3 separate regions of the Mus musculus genome follow, and regions 2 and 3 are each linked to region 1. A link is a contact called in ENCODE POLR2A ChIA-PET data. All regions are on one chromosome and are shown on one strand. Each heading gives the region's core, a stretch centred on a gene start or an enhancer-like site at or near the end of the contact. The rest is flanking DNA. Distances are from core to core; before and after follow the strand shown. Region 1 holds the start of Rnf216 (ring finger protein 216). Region 2 has its middle 25 kb from the start of Fscn1. Region 3 holds the start of Actb (actin, beta).

Region 1 (2,700 bases), core at 161-2,660:
AGAAACACACACACATACAACATATACACATACACACAAGTGTACACACACAAGCAAAGACACACAGAGCACACACACAAGCATATACACACACACATACACACAAGCACACATAACATACACAAGCACGTCATACACTCATTTGTATACAACATACACACACATAAGCACAGACACACAGAGCACACACATAACATATACACATACACACAAGCACACACACAGAGCACAAACACACCATATACACACATACACACACAAGCATATCTACACACGCACATCCACACAAGCACACATAACATACATAAGCACAGACACACAGAGCACACATACACACATGAGCACAGATACACATATATACAAGCACACATAATATACACACACACAAGCACACCACACACTCATATTCATATATATATATATATATATATATATATATATATATATATATATATATAACATAAACACAAGCACAGGCACACATTACATATACACACCATATACACATACGCATATAAGCACACATACACACACTCATACACACAAGCATACACAACATATACACACACACACAAGCACACACACTTATACATACACAACCTATAGAAGCCCAGACAGAGCACACAGATACATCATACACATACATATACACACATACAACCACACACACAACTTGAGGTTTTTTTATTTATTTAAAAAAAAATTTTTTTTGAGACAGGATTTCTCTGTGTAGCCCTGGCTATACTGAACTCACTCTGTAGATCAGGCTGGCCTCGAACTCAGGGCTTCCTCTGCCTCCCAAGTGCTGGGATCAAAGGTGTGGACCATCACTGCCTGGCTGAAAAAAATTCAATTTCTATTTTTTATTTTGATTTTATGCATATGCATGTTTTGCCTGCATGTATATCGGTGTACAACTTGCATGCTTGGTGCCCACAGAGGCTGGAAGAGATCGTCAGGGATCTTCTAGAACTGAAATTACAGACCACTGTGAGCTGCAATGAGGGTTCCATGAATCAAATTTGGGTCGGTGCTCTTGAGCGCTGGCCAGCACTCCAACCTTGATTGAACAGAGCTGGAACTTTTACTCTTCACCAAATACCTTGGGAGGAGAGTTGGGTCATTTTACCTTTCTCACCTGGTACAGAGCATCACCTCAAGAGGGGATAGATACGTGATTAATCGGTTGATTTCATAGCTAAATCGGGGCGGCTACAGTGACCCTGTGGTTCAGCTGTTCTTTTGTCTTCCCACAGCAAGGAGGAGTCAAGGTTCTGCAGTCGTGGAGCCTGGATGGAGGCCGGCTAGGCACCCATCTCTATGGTCTCGCTCTCCAGGTCCCTCCTCCCCGACTGTCCGCGTCCCTCTATGGTTCTTCCTGTTATTAGTCGGGAGGGGGCGCTGCGCGCAGGCGCGAGGTGGACGCGGTGGCGAGGCCGGAAGGAACGCAGTAGCGGCCTCGGTGGCGGCGGCGGCGGTCGCAGCGGCGGCGGTCGCAGCGGGGGAGCTTTTCCAGCGGCTGCTTCTTCAGGTGAACTTGAGACTGAACTCCCGGGCGTCGAGCCGCGCTCGCGGAGCTGGGCTGGCTGTGTTGGGGCGAGTCCGTGATGGGCGCTCGCGCGCGCGGTCTCCCGGGGCTGCGGGTCGAGCGAGGAGAGTGGCCTCCCGCCGGGGCGCCACCGGGGTGGGGGCGGGGCCCGAGGGGGACGCGCTCGCGAGCCCCGGGGGCCCGGGGACCCGCGCGGGGGGTGACGGGAGGGGAGCGACGCCGACGACCGCTGGCCTGCCGGCTCCCCTCCCGTCACTTGAGGAAGTTTCTCGGGCCGGCCTGCTGCGCGGGGGGCGCCGAGCTGCTGAGAGACGGTTCTCTGGCGGCTCGCTCTGGTGGCCGCGCTCCCCACCGCGGCCTGGAGAAGCGGAAGAGGCGACCGACTGGCGACTTCGAACTCCAGCCCGGGCCAGTTTGGGGCCCCTTGGAGTCCAAGTTGACGCCTGTCATCCCAGTCTGAGCTCCCGAGTGAAGGGGACTTGAAACTCCTGCAGTCGGGAGTCCCGGTGCGTGGTAGCGGAGAGCGCTCCCGTGCGCGTGGCACCCTGGGGTGAGCGGCAAGACCCACGCTCGAGGGGACGAGGCGGCCCCTCGTGGGGCTCCTCGGTGATCCCGAACTCCTTGCATCTCCAAAGGGTGCAATGACTTGGTATCCTCTTCTCCATTGTGCTAAGTGTCTTGGACGCCATCTCCGCTGGGGTTTGTCTTGGATTCGTTTCTTTTCTTTTCTTCATTTTTTTTTTTTTTTTAATTTTTCTGCATAGCCGAGGCTAGCCTGAAACCTGAAAAGTAGAGGCTGGGCCCAAGGGACTCAGGAATTTGCATGCCTCTGCCCTGGTGTAGGCCACCCCACCACATCTTGCCATTATGTTGTTATTGTTATTGTTATTGTTATTGTTATTGTTATTGTTGAGTCTAACTGTAGCCCTTGCGGGCATGTAGCTCAGAGGTCTGCTTGCCTCTGCTTCCTGATTAAAGGCATGTGTCATTTTTCTCCTACTCAACAGCCGCTCTACCTTTGAGCTCCACTCTCAACTCCTTGCTGGATTTTTTTGTTGTTGTTGTTTTGTTTTTTGTTTTTCGCGACAGGGTTTTTCTGTGCAGTTCTGCCTGTCCTGAAACTCACTTTGTAGACCTCAGAACTCAGAAAT
Region 2 (2,700 bases), core at 80-2,579, 180 kb after region 1:
GAAAAACCAAAAAAAAAAAAAAAAAGAAAAGAAAAGAAAAGCTGGACTCCTGGCGCCCCATAGAGACTGCTGGCCCCTGCCTCCTATAAGCCTGTGTCACAGGCTTGTGCCACATCGCCAGTGTACACACCCAGCACAGGAACATTTCCTGTATCTCTTCTCTGCTGCTACTCTTCCCCTATCTAGGCTAGCTGGCCAGCGAGCCAGTTTCCTGGAGATTCTCCTGTCTCATTCTCTCGTCTTGCTATAGGAGTTCTGGGGTTACAGATGCATGGCCCTGAATCCAGTTTTTCGTGTGCATACCAAGGATTAAACTCAGGTCATCTAGACAGAATCTCTTTACATACCTACATAGCCCTGGCTGTCTTGGAACTTACTAGGCAGACCAGGCTGGCCTCAAACTCATAGAGATCGGCCTGCCTCGGCCTCCTAAGCCTTAGGATTAAAGGCCTTCACAACCAGGCCTGGGATATTTTGCCTTTTAGAACTCAGAATTCTTCCTCCTAAATGGGTCTGTGGGCGTCTCCCCTGCAGTTCTCCGCATAGGCAGGTACAGCCCCGCCCAGCCTGAGTCGATGGGCGCGTCTCTGTCGCCACCTGGCGGCTGCCGTGAACATAGCAGCCTATCCCGGAGAGGCGATTCGAGGTCTGAACTACGTGGAATTCAAAGAGTGGGGCCCTCTTTTCTTCCGTCCCTAAGAAAAGTAAACCCCAGAGCTGAGCCCAGCCTGTAATTGTCCTCCTAGCAATGGTGGACGTCTTCCCTAAGGAGGACAAGTTGGAATCGGACCTGGAGAGCTTGCATTTGTTTTCAAGCGCCGCACAAAGCTGGGTGCCCAACGCTCAGACAGAAATCCAGCAAGAATCACTCTTAACGTTGTTACGCTCATGTGTGAGAACTAAGGCTGAGTGAGGAACAAGGGCACCTCTACCCAAAGCCACCTACCACCACAGGACCCTTGCACTACCTGTGCTCTGTGTCTGGATCACCTGCAAGCCAAGACAGTGAGTCCACTGTCACAGTCAAAGTCCCTGGTCCAGCAAGGAGACATCTGCAAGTCCATATAGCTTGGATGGGCAAAATTGTCCAGGCACAAACTCAAAAGTGCCCGTGTGTGGAGTAATGTTAGTGGGCAGCTGTGTGTCCAGATCCATGCAACTGGGTAGCAGCATAGGGACTTGTTAGATCCAGAGTAAAATGTCCCTAATGGCCTGCTCAGAGCTATTGGCTCCCAGCTTCAGATCCGCTAGTCTCCTCTGGGCCACAGGATGCAACGATAAACTACATCTCCCAGAATCCCTGGCGGCCAGCTTCCTGTTAGGGTTTGCCAATAGGAGGCACCAGAGCTCAACCGGCCTGTGGTGGACCTTCCTATGGGTCACCTAGGAGAAACCCTTCACAGAAGCACGCTTTGAAACACAACTTAATAATAATGCCGGGCATGGTGGCACAGACCTTTAATCCCAGTACTGTGGGAGACAGAGGCAGGCAAATCTCTGTGAGTTCAAGGCCAGCCTGGTCTACATATCAAGTTCCATACCAGCCTGGGCTACATTTTAAGAACCTATCTCAGAACAAACAGCGCAGACAGGATAGTCATGCCTGAAGGAGCTGGTGCACATCTGTCATCCCAGCACTTGAGAAGAAGAGGCAGGAGGATGAAAAGTGCGAGCCCAGCCTCAGCTACATAGCAAGCTCCAGGGTAGCCTGGCCTATGTGAGAATCTGTCTCAAAAATGCAAAATGACTAAATAAGAAATAAAAAAAAATAAGCCAGGCATGGTGGCACAGCATTAGGAAGGCAGGGGCAGGAAGAGCTCTGTGAGTTAGAGACCAACCTGAGAGACCTTGTCTTATAAATCAACCAATCAATCAATCAATCAATCAATAAAAGGGCAGAGTTAAACAGTAGCCAGGTGTGGGGTGCACATAGAATTTCAGCACCTGAAAGGCAGAGACAGGCGGGAACTCTGATGAGTTCAAGGGGCCTGTTCCACATGGAGAGTTTCAGGGAAGCCAAGGCTATGCAGTTAGACCGTGTTTTTTGTTTTTTGTTTTTGTTTTTGTTTTTTTAAGATTTATTTATTTTGTGTATGAATACACTGTAGCTATTTTCAGACAGACCAGAAGAGGGCATCAGACCCCATTAGAGATGGTTGTGAGTCAACATGTGGTTGCTGGGAATTGAATTCAGGACCTTTGGAAGAGCAGTCAGTGCTCTTAACCACTGAGCCATCTCTCCAGTGGACCCTGTTTGTTTGTTTTTTGTTTGTTTATTTGTTTGTTTGTTTGTTTGTTTCGAGACTGGGTTTCTCTGTATAGCTCTGGCTGTCCTGGAACTCACTTTGTAGACCAGGCTGGCCTGGAACTCAGAAATCCGCCTGCCTCTGCCTCCAGAGTGCTGGGATTAAAGGCATGCACCACCACGCCAGGCAGACCCTGTATTGTTTGTTTGTTTGTTTGTTTGTTTGTTTTGTTTTTGCTTTTTGAGACAGTTTCTCTGTAGCTCTGGCTGTCCTGGAACTCACTCTATCAACCAGGCTGGCCTTGGCCTCGAACTCAGAGATGTGCCTGCCTTTGCCTCCCAAACACTGGGATTAAAGGCATGCACCACCACTGCCAGAAGATTCCTTCCTTTTCTTATTAAAAAAAATTTTTTTTAAATATTTATTTACTCATTTATTATATGTAAGTACACTG
Region 3 (2,890 bases), core at 305-2,804, 210 kb after region 1:
CTGAGAAATACAAGGCCAGGGCCAGGGCAGTCCTGTCCCCCGGAGGCAGGGAGGAGACTGCCTGGGAAAGTTCTCTCAGGGTTGGTGACTGCAGAAGACTTTTGTCAAATTTTTTTTTTTTTTTTGGTGGGAAAGATAACTAGGGGTGTGTTTCCAGTTCACAGCATATGCTGGGGTGATGGTCACCTCTTCCAGACAAGGCCTCAGCAACTTCAAAATGCCCTGCCACCAGCCAAGAACAAGGAAGCTGGCCACTGTAGTCCATATATGGATGAAGCCTTCTTTGGTTTCAACACCTACACTTTGTGAGCCAGTGAACACCTACCTATGCATGCACTGAGGCACGGCAGGCCCAGAGCATCTCACCTGAAGCACCCTTCTTGCCTAAATCCAGCTTTCTGTCACACTCTCCCAGAAGGTGCGTGTCCTTCTAAGCTAAGCTGAGGGATCCGGCCCTCAACCCTGACCCCGTGTGTAGCTCTCAGCCAAATAGCTGGCTTGCTAAGTAGAACACTGGTACTTAGGTGAGGGGGACAGGGGCTGCTTCTCTCTGGAGGATTTGGGGCTCCGGTGACCACCAACTTTTCCCTGAGCAGCTTGTCACTCCCAGAATCCCCACGGCTGGCAGATGGACTAGTGCACAACTCAGCTGTGGCTGCACATAATAAATAGAGGATAGATGGTGGGCCCCAGCCCAGCGATGTCTGGCAGTCACCCAGAGACACTAGCTAACGGCCCAGGCTTAGTCTTGCCTGGGTGTGATCAGGCAGTTCTCCAAAAGTGCCTGACTCCATGAGAAGTTTTGTTTGTTCTATTGAGCACAGTTCCTTTCTAGATCCGGGGCAGGGGATATCTGGAGGCATCTTCTTGCAACACCTCCAGTTATTGGACCACTGGGGCTCGCCCTATGCTTGGGATAGGATGGCCTTGAGTCTCTAAGAGGTCAAGATCCATGAAAACCTCTCCAACCAGAGTTCTGCTTCCAAGTTGAACCCCAACACACCTAGCAAATTAGAACCACAGCAGAAGGGGCCCCCCCGGATCTGGCTTTCCGGCTATTGCTAGCAATTGCTAGCAAGGGGGAGTGACTCTCTGTCCATTCAATCCAGGCCCCGCGTGTCCCTCAAACAAGAGGCCACACAAATAGGGTCCGGGCCTCGATGCTGACCCTCATCCACTTAAGTGCTCGATATCCACGTGACATCCACACCCAGAGGGTCCTGGGGTGGTTGGGTGACCCCCAGAATGCAGGCCTAGTAACCGAGACATTGAATGGGGCAGTGTCCACAAGGGCGGAGGCTATTCCTGTACATCTGGGCCTACGGAGCCAGCACCCATCGCCAAAACTCTTCATCCTCTTCCTCAATCTCGCTTTCTCTCTCGCTTTTTTTTTTTTTCTTCTTCTTTTTTTTTTTTTTTTTCAAAAGGAGGGGAGAGGGGGTAAAAAAATGCTGCACTGTGCGGCGAGGCCGGTGAGTGAGCGACGCGGAGCCAATCAGCGCCCGCCGTTCCGAAAGTTGCCTTTTATGGCTCGAGTGGCCGCTGTGGCGTCCTATAAAACCCGGCGGCGCAACGCGCAGCCACTGTCGAGTCGCGTCCACCCGCGAGCACAGCTTCTTTGCAGCTCCTTCGTTGCCGGTCCACACCCGCCACCAGGTAAGCAGGGACGCCGGGCCCAGCGGGCCTTCGCTCTCTCGTGGCTAGTACCTCACTGCAGGGTCCTGAGGATCACTCAGAACGGACACCATGGGCGGGTGGAGGGTGGTGCCGGGCCGCGGAGCGGACACTGGCACAGCCAACTTTACGCCTAGCGTGTAGACTCTTTGCAGCCACATTCCCGCGGTGTAGACACTCGTGGGCCCGCTCCCGCTCGGTGCGTGGGGCTTGGGGACACACTAGGGTCGCGGTGTGGGCATTTGATGAGCCGGTGCGGCTTGCGGGTGTTAAAAGCCGTATTAGGTCCATCTTGAGAGTACACAGTATTGGGAACCAGACGCTACGATCACGCCTCAATGGCCTCTGGGTCTTTGTCCAAACCGGTTTGCCTATTCGGCTTGCCGGGCGGGCGGGCGGGCGGGCGGGCGCGGCAGGGCCGGCTCGGCCGGGTGGGGGCTGGGATGCCACTGCGCGTGCGCTCTCTATCACTGGGCATCGAGGCGCGTGTGCGCTAGGGAGGGAGCTCTTCCTCTCCCCCTCTTCCTAGTTAGCTGCGCGTGCGTATTGAGGCTGGGAGCGCGGCTGCCCGGGGTTGGGCGAGGGCGGGGCCGTTGTCCGGAAGGGGCGGGGTCACAGTGGCACGGGCGCCTTGTTTGCGCTTCCTGCTGGGTGTGGTCGCCTCCCGCGCGCGCACAAGCCGCCCGTCGGCGCAGTGTAGGCGGAGCTTGCGCCCGTTTGGGGAGGGGGCGGAGGTCTGGCTTCCTGCCCTAGGTCCGCCTCCGGGCCAGCGTTTGCCTTTTATGGTAATAATGCGGCCGGTCTGCGCTTCCTTTGTCCCCTGAGCTTGGGCGCGCGCCCCCTGGCGGCTCGAGCCCGCGGCTTGCCGGAAGTGGGCAGGGCGGCAGCGGCTGCTCTTGGCGGCCCCGAGGTGACTATAGCCTTCTTTTGTGTCTTGATAGTTCGCCATGGATGACGATATCGCTGCGCTGGTCGTCGACAACGGCTCCGGCATGTGCAAAGCCGGCTTCGCGGGCGACGATGCTCCCCGGGCTGTATTCCCCTCCATCGTGGGCCGCCCTAGGCACCAGGTAAGTGACCTGTTACTTTGGGAGTGGCAAGCCTGGGGTTTTCTTGGGGATCGATGCCGGTGCTAAGAAGGCTGTTCCCTTCCACAGGGTGTGATGGTGGGAATGGGTCAGAAGGACTCCTATGTGGGTGACGAGGCCCAGAGCAA

The links. ChIA-PET counts read pairs that join two places held with the same protein, here RNA polymerase II (POLR2A).
Region 2: POLR2A ChIA-PET joins it to region 1 with 12 read pairs in Patski. The contact joins the enhancer-like site here to the promoter of Rnf216 in region 1. POLR2A ChIA-PET finds 5 or more read pairs at or near these places in 2 of 5 experiments (Patski and embryonic stem cell).
Region 3: POLR2A ChIA-PET joins it to region 1 with 20 read pairs in embryonic stem cell. The contact joins the promoter of Actb here to the promoter of Rnf216 in region 1. POLR2A ChIA-PET finds 5 or more read pairs at or near these places in 4 of 5 experiments (Patski and embryonic stem cell).

Annotation. Positions count from the first base shown.
Region 1 is chr5:143,111,730-143,114,429 of GRCm38, reverse strand. Rnf216 (ring finger protein 216) reads left to right here and starts at 1,410. Exons shown (of 17, transcript NM_080561.4): 1 at 1,410-1,531.
Region 2 is chr5:142,934,405-142,937,104 of GRCm38, reverse strand. No RefSeq gene overlaps it. Among named protein-coding and RNA genes, the nearest start is that of Fscn1, 25 kb to the left of the region's middle. Within about 2 kb of position 1,329, at least 1 of the 3 ENCODE cell types and tissues checked has a DNase peak (open chromatin) inside an H3K27ac peak, as active enhancers do.
Region 3 is chr5:142,905,418-142,908,307 of GRCm38, reverse strand. It overlaps Actb (actin, beta), which reads left to right and starts at 1,554. Exons shown (of 6, transcript NM_007393.5): 1 at 1,554-1,656; 2 at 2,616-2,744; 3 at 2,832-2,890. The coding sequence starts at 2,622.